Regions from separate parts of the Homo sapiens genome. Here region 2 is linked to region 1. A link is an interaction called in ENCODE POLR2A ChIA-PET data of the cell type or tissue named here. Cell type or tissue: OCI-LY7. All regions are shown on one strand. Each heading gives the region's core, and the rest is flanking DNA. Links, peaks and the distances in the headings are about the cores only. Region 1 overlaps TMEM154 (transmembrane protein 154). Region 2 has its middle 85 kb from the start of FHDC1.

Region 1 (6,684 bases), core at 910-5,909:
AATCCCAGCATTTTGGGAGGCTGAGGCAGGTGGATCACCTGAGGTCGGGAGTTCAAGACCAGCCTGACCAACATGGAGAAACCCCATCTCTACGAAAAATACAAAATTAGCCGGGCATGGTGGTGCATGCCTGTAATCCCAGTTACTCAGGAGGCTGAGGCAGGAGAATCGTTTGAACCTGGGAGGTGGAGGTTGCGGTGAGCCAAGATCATGCCATTGCACTCCAGCCATGAGAGGATACAGAAAAACAATACCCAAAATTAGAAAACAATTCAGGGTATGAATGAGAGAAATTCACCAAAGAGATAGAGATAATAAAAAAGAACCAAACAAATTCTGGACCTGAAGAATTCATAAAATAAAATCAAATACACTTGAAAGCTTCAACAATAGACTAAATCAAGCAGAAGGAAGAATCTCAGAATTTGAAGACAGGTCTTTTGAAATAACCTAGTCAGATAAAAATAAAGAAAAAAGAATGAGAAAAGCCTGTGTGACATACGAGATACCATAAAGCAAGAAGGCAAAGAGAAAATGAGTGTTAGAAAACCTTTTTAATGAAACAAGGCCAGATGCAGTGGCTCATGCCTGTAATCCCAGCACTTTGGGAGGACAAGGAGGGCAGATTGCTTGAGCTCATGAGTTCAAGGCCAGACTGGGCAACATGGCAAAACTCCATCTCTACTAAAAATACAAAAATTAGCTGGGTGTGGTGGCATGCTCCTGAAAACCCAGCTACTCAGGAGGCTTAGGCAGGAGGACCATCTGAGCCCTGGAGGCAGAGGTTGCAGTGAGCTGAGATTGTGCCACTGTACTTTAGCCTCAGCAACAGAGCCAGATCCTGCCTAAAAAGAAAAAGAAAAAGAAGACCTGTTTAATGAAACAATAGATGAAAACTTCCCAAGTTTCGCAAGAGATTTAGACATCCAGATACAGGAAGCTCAGAATTCTCCAAATAGATATAATTCAACAAAGGACTTCTCCACAGCACATTATAGTCAAACTGTCAAACATCAAAGACAAAGAAATAATCTAAAATCAGCAAGAGAAACGCATGTAGTCACCTATAAAGGAACCCCTATCAGACTAACAGTTAATTTCTCAGCAGAAATCTTACAGGCCAGGAGACAACAGGGTAATAAAGTCAAAGGGCTGAAAGAAAACAAAACAATGACAACAAAAACCCTGTCAACCAAGGATTCTATACCCAGCAAAGTTATCCTTCAAAAACAAAGGAAAAACAAAGTCTTTCCCAGACATGCAAAAGCTGAGGGAATTCGTTACCACTAGACTGGCCCTAAAAGAAATGCTTAAGGGAGTCCACTGAGAAGCAAAAGAACAATATTTATCATCATGAAAACAATGTTAGAACACAAAACAAGCTCAACACATTTTTAAAAATTGAAATCATATCAAATATCTTCTCAGACCACAACAGAATAAAACTACAAGTCAATAATAAGAAGAACTTTGGAGACTGTACAAATACATGGAAATTAAATAACATGCTCCTGAATGACCATTGAGTCAAGAAAGAAATTAAGGAGGAAATTTTTTAAAAAAGGCTTGAAACAAATAAAAATGGAAACACACCATGCTAAAACCTATGGGATACAGCAAAAGCAGTGCTAAGAGGGAAGTTTATAGTAACAAATACCTACATCAAAGAAGTAGAAAGATTTTAAACAGACAATCTAGTGATGCATCTCAAGGAACTAGAAAAGCAAGAGCAAATCAAACCCAAAATTAGTAGAAGGAAAGAAATAATAAAGATCAGAGCAGAACTAAATGAAATAGAGACTAAAAACAAACAAAAAACAAACAACACTACAATGAAATATCATTTCATTGAATGGTTATTTTTGGGCACAGTGGCTAATGCCTATAATCTCAGCATTTTTGGAGGTCAAGATAGGAGGATCACCTGAGGTCAGGAGTTTGAGACCAGCCTGGCCAGCTAAAAATACAAAATTTTTAGCTTTACTAAAAATACAAAAACTAGCTGGGCATGGTGGCACACTTCTGTAGTTCCAGCTACTTGGGAGGCTGAGGCAGGAGGATCACTTCAACCCAGGAGTTGGAGGTTGCAGTGAACTGAGATCACACCATTGCACTCCAGCCTGGGTGACAGAGCAAGATTCCATCTCAAAAGAAAAAAAAAAAAGGTTATTGTTGAAAAGGAAAAAGCATTCTTGCCTCATCTCTGGCAAGAATGCAGAGATAAGGGAACTCTTACACACTGTTGGTGGGAATGTAAATTAGTACAGCCACTATGGAAAACAGTAGGGCAATTTCTCAAAAAACTAACAAGAGAACTACCATACAATCCTCAATCTCACTACTGGGTATTTATCCAAAGGAAAATAAATCAGTATATCAAAGGAATAATTGCACTCGCGTGTTCATTGCAGCACTATTCACAATAGCCAAGATATGAAATCAACCGACGTATCTATCAATGGTTGAATGGATAAATAAAATGTGGTATATATACACAATGGAATACTATTCAGTCATAAAAAAGAATGAAATCATGTCTTATGCTGCAACATAGATAAAGCTGGAGGTCATTATTTTAAGTAAAATAAGACAGGCACAGAAAGACAAATATCTTATGTTCTTGCTCATATGTGGGAGCTAAAAAAGTTGATCTTACAAAGGTAGAGAGTATAATTATAAATATCAGAGGCTGGGAAGGGTGTGTGGGTAAGAGTAGGGGAAGAAGAGAGGTTGGTTAATGGGTAGAAACATACAGTTAGACAGTATAAATTATAATGTCCAATAGTAGAGTAGGACGACTGTAGTTAACAATAATATATTTTATATTTCAAAGTAGCTAGAAGACAGGACTTGAAATGTCCTCAGCACATAGAAATGATAAATACTTAAAGTGATGGATACCCCAAATACACTGACTTAATCATTATAGATTCTATCCATGCAACAAAAAATATCACATGTGCCCTATAAGTATGTAAAATATTATGTGTCAATAAAAATCCACCACTTACTGATCTCTGCCTTCTGAGTTAAGTGGCTTTGTCCTACATTTACAGTAGTCCCCCATTATCCAAGCGGAACATGTTTCAAGGCCCTAGAAGATGCCTGAAATTATCGGTAGTACTGAACCCCACATACACTGTGTTTTTTCTAAACATACCTATGATAAAGTTTAATTTATAATTAGGCACAGTAAGCAATGAATAACTAGTAATAAAATAGAACAATTACAACAATATACTATAATAAAAGTATGTGCATGTGATCTCTCTCTGGCTCTCAAAATATCTTATTGTACTGTACTATTTGTGGCCACGGTTGACCATGGGTAACTGAAACCACGGGTAACTGAAACCACGAAAAACGAAACTGTGGATAAGGGGGGACTACTGTATAAGTCTTTAAAATTGGGTAAGTCAATAATGTATTCACATATATGTTAAAGCCTTTGATATATCATGTATCACCCTGGACTAGTAAAGGACATTTGTCTTCCAGAAAACCTCCTCATTAAAATGATTCTGCTTGGAGAACTACTGCAGCCAGATCAAATAGCGTTTTCACTGGTAACCTTGGCCAGTGAAGACTGGTACATATGGGTATGATGAGGTTGGGTGTGGGGTGGGGAATGGGGTTGGTGGTTGGTGCGGCTGATGGTAATAATCCTTTTACCTAGAGGTCAGTGAATCTTCCTTGAGTATCCAGACCCCGCCCCCCCCTCACTTTACTTCTTTTGGTTACTTCTATGAATACTGTAGCCGCTGTTACTATTTCAGCATCTTTTTTTGAGAATTTACTAAGAACCAATCTCTATGCTCTGCCTTGTACCCGGATTATCGATTATCTCATTTTGTCCTCACCATTTTTTCAGATAGACATTAGGGCAAAGAGGTTACACAACTTGCCCAAGATCACAGAGCTCACATGGAGGAGTGACGATTTGAAACCAGGGGGCCGATGGCAGAACCAGAGCTTATAACCCCACACAGTGTTTTCCCTCCCTCAGGGAGGAATGCAATGCTTGCAAATCATAAAGTTTGGCCATAAAGTGGTGAATGAGAGGGAACCTCCTGCTCCCATTCCTCCGCCTATACTAGGAGGTGGCTTTCTGGCACAAGGCAGGACAGAGGAAAGGGTTCCCAGAAACCTCGGCTTTACTGGGGCTCTTGCTAAGGCTCCTCAGCTCAGATGCGTTGCCAGAAAAGCTGCCCAGAAGGACAGGGTCTTTTCAGCACCTCTCTGAGGAAGGTGAATGAAGTCCCTAGAAGAACACTTTGCATCTTAGTCACCATTTGACCCGTGGCCCCGGGAAAAGAGAAAATAGGAAAGGAAACAAGCTAACAAGAATAATGGGGACATCTAGACAATCGGGAATAAAAGAGAAACGGAAAGAAGCATACCAGATGGTCCTGGCCTGTGTACATTTACTTTTCAGCGTGAGACAACGCTGTTCACAGGTGGCCCTTGGTGGAACGGTGGAGTTAAAGAGGCTGAAAGTTCTCTCTGCAATGTCCCCCTCCCACATGCCCTCACATATGTTTTCTGCATTAAGCATCATTTGCTCTCTCAGATTCTCTAGTGGCTATTTAAATAAATGAGAATCAAGGGATTGTTCTCTTTCTCTCTCTCTCTCTCTCTCTCTCTCTCTCTCTCTCTCTCTCTCTCTCTCTCTCTCTCCCCCCAACTCTATGATAGCTTCAAAATAATAAATTACAGTAACTGGGATGTATTGAATGCTTAGTATGTGCTAGCTGCTAGGATACACATGTGCTATCTAATTCGATCTTCACAACTTTATTGCCCACATTTTACAGATGAAGAAACTGAATCTTGAATGTCTTGCCCTTGCCCTGGGGTGCAATCCTGTCATTTATATTGTTAATTTCTACTGAGTTTTGAAGGTGCATTTCCTCAAGCATAGGTGACAAATAACAGATGAGGGTCTGGTCATAGCTCTGCCACTTTGTACTTATAGAATTTGGACAAATTACTTTTCTCTTGATGACTTAATGCTCTAATCTGTACAACTAAGGAGTGATCCCCAAGGTCCCATCTATTTCCACATCTCTGTTGATTCCAAAGTGTTCTACCTTGTTTTTAAGTAGTTTTTGAATAGGTAATCTGCACATGGTACTCAGTTCAGAAAGGAAGTTTCGCTACCACCCTTTCCCCAAGTTACTCAGTTTCCTTGCCCAGAAGTAACCACCGTTTCTGCTCCTTTGAGAGAAACTCTATGCATATACAAGTATAAGTATTGTTTCCTGTTTTCTCTTTTTGACACAAATGGTAGCACAATTTATATACTTTCTGCCCCTTGCTTTTTTCACTTAAAATTTTATCTTGAAGATCATTCCATGACTGTATAGAGAGCTTTTTTCCCCATTGTTTGAATGTATTATAATCTTTTCCTATTGACAGAGATTTAGGTTCTGTTGTGTTTCCAACAATACTGCAATAAACCTCTCTGCTCATCCTTCAGTTTGCACACAGGCAAGCAAGTTCTACAGTGTATCTAAAAATGGGGAGAGCATGAGAGGGTGTTAGGTGCAGGGTAAGAGGGGACAGCATCAAACTACTCTTGGTGGTCTGATCAGAAAAATTCTCTAAGACAACCCTAGTACTCCAGTTTCCACATAATGAGAATTGACAGAAACTAAGGGAAGAACCAGGTGTGCAGGGAGTCTGGGATGTCAAAGGGAGGAAAGTTGAAAACACTGGGGATCAGCTCCAAGAGTTTGTGCAAGGAGGAATCAAATGTCATCAAAAGGTGAGCTGGCAAACAAAGATGAGCCATAGAATCAGATCAGCAGCCAGGAGTGGATTGCCAAGGTGACAAGGTAAGAGTTAGGAAGAAAATCAGAAGTGTACACCAACAAGGTGGAAACCAGAGGAGGTGCCAAAGGCCACAAAAGTATGGATGCGGAGGGCAGCTCAAGGGATTTCCCCCAAAACATGACAGGTGTCCCTCCCATGGCCTATGGGTTAACAGCCACTCTTAATGCAGTGGACATGGGGCCCCCTAAAACCACTGTGTTTAAAGAAACACTGACTAAGGCCCATAATCGTCCATGGAGATTTCCTGCGGGCGGCATCCTGGGCTTCTTGGGTGAAAGTGACCTTTTACAACTTTGGGAGTCCAGCCACTGTGGAGGAAGGCAGAACTCTCTTTCAGGAAATAAGTCTGGAGGTGAACCCTCCAGAACACACAGGGGTACTTCCCTGTGCTGCGCTCCAGGACTCCAAGGACATAACCATAGCATCGTGGAAGGAAGACAGGATTTGAATTCAGAAGAGCTAGGCTTGAGACTGGCTGCTGCCCTCTGCACCCTTGGGGCCTGGGAAGAATTCCCTCCCTCTCTAATTCTCCATTTCCTAAAAGCCAAAAAAGTAGGCCTTCTGCTCTGTCTAGCCCATAGTGTTCATATGAAAGTAAATGAAATAAGAACTGTTAAAATGCTTTAGGAGCCATAAAGCACCATACACGGGCCAGGTATTTGTGTCTTTGTTATTTTCTTCATCCATCACCTGTTCTCTTTCCCCCATCTCTGTACTTGCCTGTTTCTCTGCTGTTCCCCAGAAGGTTAATCTGCCTGGTATAACTTCCTCATTTTACTGCTACTTTACTTCCTTATCTAAATTTGGGCATATTTCAGGGTAAAAGAGGTGGGGCTAGAGGTAAAACTA
Region 2 (6,684 bases), core at 639-5,638, 360 kb after region 1:
TCTCCGTCTCATTTCTGGGTTAAATCCCACTAGTCTCAGTTGCCCAGCCCAGGTCTTACTCTGTATTAGTCCATTTTCACACTGCTATAAAGAACTACCTGAGACTGAGTCATTTATAAAGGAAAGAGGTTTAGTTGACTCACAGTTCCACATGGCTGGAGAGGTCTCAGGAAATTTACAATCATGGCGGAAGCCAAAAGGGAAGCAAGACACATCTTACATGGCAGTAGGAGGTAGGGGGGAGGTACTACACTTTTAAAACCATCAGATCTCATGAGAACTTACTATCAGGAGAACACCACGGGGGAAACCGCCCCCATGATCCAATCACCTCCCACCAGGTCCTCCCTTGACACGTGAAGATTACAATTCTAGGTGAGATTTGGGTGGGGATGCAGAGCCAAACAGGATCACACTCCTTCATGGAGCCTTGCCCAGTTTCTTTGGTTCACCTGGGTTTTTTCTGTTCTGATCGCCATGCCTCTCATTTCGATGTCATTTGTTCATTTACTCTTTTATTCATTTAACTAAAAGGGCCTCCTCTGTGCGGGGCACTATGCCAGTCACTGGGGGTTAGAATGAGAGCAAACATAGACATGGTCCCTATTGATCACATATCAATTATCTAGCAGATGTTTCCAGTTTGCAGTGCTTTGGCAGTCACCAAGTAGAATAAATGCAAGGCCACAGTTAGGTGACATACACAAAGCAGACAACACTAAACAGCTTTCAGCCACCATACTGCAAGCACTCATCTCATGCCAGCTTGGTGACAGCTGCAAAAAAAGCTTTCCCATGGGCCACAACCTGTTTCATGCTTTTAAGGCGGCAGACTGTGCATATCTGTGAGCTGCTGTTTTGTGGGTCTCCTGGGGCTGGAGCTGAGAGCAGGACTGTCAGGAGGTTGCTGTGGGCAGTGGACTCTGAAGGGCAGCCCTGCTTTCTGAAAGATGGCTGCTGAGCACAAGTGTGGGAGAAGGAGAACTGTCACCCTACAGAAAAGTGAGACTTAAGGTCTGGGGGACTAAAAGGCAGAGGGGACGGAGGTTTTGATTCTTTGAGTGAAAGCCCATGAGCCCACAGCAGGGTGGCACAAAAGCCAACTAAAGAGTCACAGAAGAGCCTTAAATGGCACCATCCAAGGGGCAGAGAGGCTGTCCTTCTTCTTCTCCTGCGTGTGGGTGGGGGTGGGGCTGGGTCACACAGAGCCTGCCTTTCCCTGCTTGGCAAGCTCAAACATGCTCTTAACACAACTGGTCAACCAGTGCGCTCTGTTCCATGACCTCAAATACAAATGCAATCAACTCTCCATTTTAACCTTGCTTTTTAATCTAGAATCCAAACGACCCCAAAGCCTGTTGTTCCTATCATCGACTGGTGTGACTAAGAGGCAGCTTCTATGTTATATCACAGGGCCAGCAGGATGTAGCCAGTCCCCCACATGGCTCACAAGTGCAGCACTGTATCCATGGGTAATTTACACGCAGGGCGATGTCCCTGGGCCCCTGCTGGATTCTGAGGTGTCGACAAACCAGCACGGGTGGGCCGTGTTCTGGAGCACTTTAACCTTGGGTGTATTTCACTGGAACTTGATTCTCTGAAAATGGCACGGCGTCTCTGGCACCCAGTTAATTAGAATGTTGAAGCAACCAGACCAGCCCATGGTTGACCTTGCTGGGCCGGCTGTGTTTACTGAATGCATGTGGAGCACCCACTTTGTTATGATCTGTCTGTTTTTAATACCATCTGGCTTCTCCCTGCCACCCAGAACACTTTGGGCTTCTCCCACCCCTGTGCTGCAGGCTGCTCAGGGAACGTAAATTCATTTTTGAGATTAAGCAAAACATAATTAAGAGGGCAAATCTCTTAGAGGAAATAAAACCATAAACAGTGATGCAGACCAGCCAAAATTACCTGCTGCTTTAACCACCTGTTTATCCGCCCTTTCACTGAGCGTGGTGAGTATTTTGGAGTTGACCTTCATGGCTCTGTGGCTCCGGAAGCTTCGACACGTGGTTTTGTTGGCAGATCTTCATTCCTGGTGTTTCACCAGGCTGTGAACTCTCAATTGCTGGGGACCAGAGCTTCAGTGGACCTCACTCCAGCACATGCTCCACCCACACGCATGGGCCTGCCTTCACCGGGATGCGTAAGGCTTCCAAGGGAAATCACCAAGGTTCCTTGGGATCAGCAATGTGATGCTGCGAGTCTGTGGGAGTAAAGATGAAGCAGCAGCGCCGGCTGGCAGGGTGTCTGCTGAGATTCTGTGTCCTCCAGGTGGCCCCAGGAAGGGATGGAAGCTGTCCTCACCCAGAGAGCCTAGTGGAACAGCCACTGGTGACCTCCCAACCCTGTCTCCAGAATGATCCCCCAGCTTCTACCGCTTCACTACTGCCCCACTCCCCTCCTTCCCCACTCTCCTCCTGCACCTGTTATGGTTTGAATTGTGTGCTCCATCCCCAAACTAGAGATATGTTGAAATAGAGAAGCTCTTACCCCAATTCCTCAGAATGTGACCTCATTTGGAAAGAGGGTTGTTGCCGATGTGGTCAGTTAGATGGAGTCATACTGGAGTAGGGGGAGCCCCTAATCCTAGATGACTGGTGTCCTTATATGTACACAGCCACGTGAACACAGACACACAGGGAGAACATGGCGGGAGGACGAAGGCAAAGACTGGAGTGACGAGGCTGCAAGCCTAGAAACCCCAAAGACTGCCAGCAAGCCCGCAGAAGCTAGGAAGAGTCAAGGAAGGACTCCCCTGTGGCTTTCAGAGGCGGCATGGCCCTGCCAGCACCTTGACCTAAGTCTCGAAGCCTCTGGAACTGTGGGAAAATATATTTCCTCTGTTTTAATCCATCCGATTTGCAGTACTGTGGCACAGCAGCTAATAGGCAGGAAACCAACACACCCTCCTAGCTCATTAGGTTGCCCCAGAGGTTAGTTTATTGTGAAGCTTGTGAAGTGTAAGATTCGGATCCTTCCTTGTGCAGGCTCCTTCCAAAGCCCTGTACTTCATTTTGTGTTTGCAATTTTGTATGCTTTCTCTTAAAAAATGCTCCCCCCAACTGGGTAAGATTTGGACTCCCCAAAACCCGGATCTGGATCCACAGTCCTTGCCCTGCTTGAGCTCCAGCCCAGGCCCCTCTGCCAGGGCACAGCAGAGCCAGAGCAGGGCTCTGGGAAGCCCCCTCAGGGCAGACCCACACGTTCCGCTTGGGTTCTGCGGCATCCCTGCTCTGTGGACAGTATCACCATCAGGAGGCCATGGGAAGAGAGCTCAGTGTTAGGTTGCTTTATCCATTTGTCAGGGAAAAGACTGAATTAGAAACCTTCCGGGGTCTCTTCCAGCCAAGTGCCTTGGGGATAACTGCATAGACTCACATTCTTTCAGAGTCCCAGTGAGAAGCTAAAGTTCCAGCCGGCAGCCTCTGTTTGAATAGAGCCAAAGAGCCTGATGTGATGAGAGCCAGAGCCCCGGGGAGGCCTGTCGTGGCTGCAGCGTGGCCACCCTTAGCCCAAGCTGCTCTGCTTCATGGCTTCCCCACTTCCAACCAGCACTCATCTTCATTCCCTACATTCAGATGGGCAGAGATGGCAGAAATGCCTGCTCACCACCGCCATGTGCACACACGCACACACGGACACGTCGCTTGTCCCAGTGGGGCTTCGTTCTCATCCTGCTTTCCCACCTCCAGGCCACTCCTAATTCAAACCAGTATCTCAAACACTTATGTGGCATTTAGTCTGTGCTAGGTGCTGTGGCGAACGGCACAAGGGTCCTGGGAACAGTGCATTCTCTAAAGAGGGAGACAGATGTGAAAGTAAATAGCCACACCGCATATAAATAACATGAAAGGATGTGGTGAAGGCCCAGTGTGTAAGCAACATGCTATCTGACTTCTTGAGGAGCAATGAATTCGGATTTGGGTGGGGAGTGGGGAGGCTTTATGAAGGAGGCACTGCTAAAAATCATGTGATAGATTGACAGGCCTGACCCATCAGGGACGAGCAAAGTTCCTGGAGGGCCCTGATAGGAATCCTCAGCAGCTGGGCTTGGGAAGGTCCAGGCACCTCACGAGGTAGGTCCAGGTGACTGGGACACGGGAGGGCTCCAGACAGCCGCTATTTGCCACACGGAACCAAAGCATTTCACTGTTTTAACAAGCGGTTCAGCTGGTCCGGAGTATCCCTGCTGGCTCTCAGCCCTAAAGTGGCGTGAGGGCTGGGCACGTCGACAGCACTTGATCCGCTCCTTCCCTCTGGAAATGCATTTCCTTCCATTACCAGAACAGCCTCTCACAGTTTGGCCTGCCTCTTCTCATGCTATGTCGAAACAAAGCCACCTGCCTCCCATGAAAGACGGCATTGTTTTTCCACCTGAGCCACCCACACCTGGGCAGGTAGAACAGCGGGTCCCCACTCCAGGGAGCTCTCCCACTCGGGCCTGTCATGGCTCACACCCCGAGCAGCTGCTGTGCTTGCCCTGTGTGGAGGGTAGCAGGGTGCCTCCTGGGCAGCAGAATGGTGGGGTGCACTGGATAACGAGACAGTGGGTGTGGCTCCCATGAAATAAACAACCCCTGGGCATTGCACATTCAGGCACAGTGCTGCAGTTTTCTTAAAGATGTAATTATCTCTGGGAAAGCTACTCTCCTCAGAGCTCACCGACCCTTGGGGGATAAAATGTTGACAAAGGAAGAAATGTATGAGATTTTGTTTTGTTTTGTTTTTCTTTAGACAATTGAGCCACCCACAATCACAGTTATGTAAAAGTCTCACTCCTGTAATCCCAGCACTTTGGGAGGCTGAGGCGGGTGGATCACTTGAGGTCAGGAGTTCCAGGCCAGCCTGGCCAACGTGGAGAAACCCCGTCTCTGCTAAAAATACAAAAATTAGCCAGGCGTGGTGGTGCATGCCTGTAGTCCCAGCTACTTGGGAGGCTGAGACACAAGAATGGCTTGAACCGGGGAGGCAGAGGTCGCAGTGAGCTGAGCTCGCACCACTGCACTCCAGCCTGGGCGACAGAGAGAGACTCTGTCTCAAAAAACAAACAAACAAAACAAAAAAACACACTTCCATAAAAGCAAATTCTCATAACTGAAGTCTCCAGGAAAAGAGCAAAGACCAGAACCCCGAGCATACGAGTGAGGGTCAGGTGCAGGCCCTCAGGGTGGGGTCTAGGGGCACTAAACCCAGGCTGCTTCCACTGCTGGCTGCTTCAAGGGCTGGTGTTGCTAGGGGTGTGGCCCTGTCTTTAAAATGCCTGTTAAGACATAGATTACCTGGGCAGAGCCTTTGAGATGAGTTTTTAAATTTAGTGGAGTGCCTCATCTGAGACCTTCAGGCAAGAGTGGAGCACAGAGGAAAGGGGGTATGTGGCATGGCATTCTGCGTGTGGGGGTGGGGAGGGGGAGAGAGAAATGCAGAGAGAGAAGGCACCAGCCACAAGGCTTGTCGATGAGAGGTGGCCTGAAGACCCTGGGCCCCTCAGGGCTGGCACTCCTGCAGCTCTTGTTGTCTCTGCCCTGCCACAGAGCACATATGCTCACACCTACAACTTCTCCATTCTGACATCAGCAAAGGGACAGCAAGTTTTATGCTTCAGGTTGTTTTCTTGCCTCCAGTCCTGAAAAGCAAACCTGTAGGTGCTGGACCCACAGAGCACCTCTGAGCCATCCTGTCTGCACCTCCAGGTGCCTGCATGTCCCCGCAGGCCCAGGACTCCTCTGTGCTGGCTGGGCAACTCTTGCTCACTTCCGTTTCTCACAGCCTCCTCTTCCCCCTTTCTCCCGTCTTTGTCATTTTTAATCGTCTCACTTTCCTGTCCACCTTCTCACAGTGTCTTTCTCAAGAGAGAAGCAAACTGCGGGTCAAAGTGCACCACCAGCCACCAACAGCTAGCTTCCGGATCAAGTAGGATGGAAATGGTTTATTCCTCCAAAGACTCTTAAAAGAGCAGCCCCTGCTGCAGAATAGAAAGAGGCTCCAGAGGAGCAGTGAGCTCGAGGAACCCCCCTGAAGATCCCCAGTTTCTGTATGCAGCTGCATCAGGCCCAGACAAATTCTTCCATCTGGAGCGTGTCCCCGCAGATCTTCCCAGCCGCGGCTGTGGTCCGCGTTATCTCAGGCTGTCAGGTCTCAGAAATTAGAAACCATCTCATTTCATCAGGGTCATCCCACACCGTCTGCCACCATAGATGGAGAGGATTTCAAGTGATGTTTTCTGAAGATGGTTCTGTTGTCCCGGGAGAGCCCTTGGCGGACATGGTAGTGCCAGTCAGAGCCCTTGACGCTGTGCAGCCAGGTGGCTTATTGTCCCAGTGACTTTCCAACCAGATACTCTCAGTCAGAGTGAAGGGCTCCACTTAGAAACTCCCTTTCCCATTAACTCGTCAGAGTTATGCCATTCCTCTTTATTCTTTTTAAAATATTTATACTCAAAGAAATTGTATGGGGAGTGAGCACACACCAATCATATAACTGTCAAATGAAAGCCTTTCCTTAAATGTTCAAGGGCGCCGGAGGAATAAATTTGGAGTCATGCAGATCTTGTTTCACGAGTGTGTACATGTGTATGAAACTTTATGTGGGTGGAAAACCAACAAGAGAAAAAAGAGAGCAGAAACTGTTGTGTGATTGCGTTTTCCTGCCCGAGACATCCTGTGCTCTGCATCTGATAAC

The links. ChIA-PET counts read pairs that join two places held together with the same protein. Peaks named below come from ENCODE experiments on the same cell type or tissue, not always from the same donor. Only the 100,000 strongest peaks of a DNase experiment are listed, where the experiment ranks them.
Region 2: POLR2A ChIA-PET joins it to region 1 with 10 read pairs; 3 of 35 experiments call an interaction of 5 or more read pairs at or near these places.

The regions. Positions count from the first base shown.
Region 1 is chr4:152,656,666-152,663,349 of GRCh38, forward strand. The region is part of intron 1 of TMEM154 (transmembrane protein 154); the gene reads right to left. Among named protein-coding and RNA genes, the nearest start is that of TMEM154, 20 kb to the right of the region's middle. RefSeq lists an enhancer at 4,258-4,307. In OCI-LY7, for the core only: no CTCF peak of the experiment used is centred there; DNase peaks (open chromatin) are centred at 3,336, 3,586, 3,936, 4,476 and 1 weaker place; H3K4me3 peaks cover 3,304 bases; H3K27ac peaks cover 3,927 bases.
Region 2 is chr4:153,018,090-153,024,773 of GRCh38, forward strand. No RefSeq gene overlaps it. Among named protein-coding and RNA genes, the nearest start is that of FHDC1, 85 kb to the left of the region's middle. RefSeq lists enhancers at 3,086-3,881, 5,528-6,069. In OCI-LY7, for the core only: no CTCF peak of the experiment used is centred there; no DNase peak of the experiment used is centred there.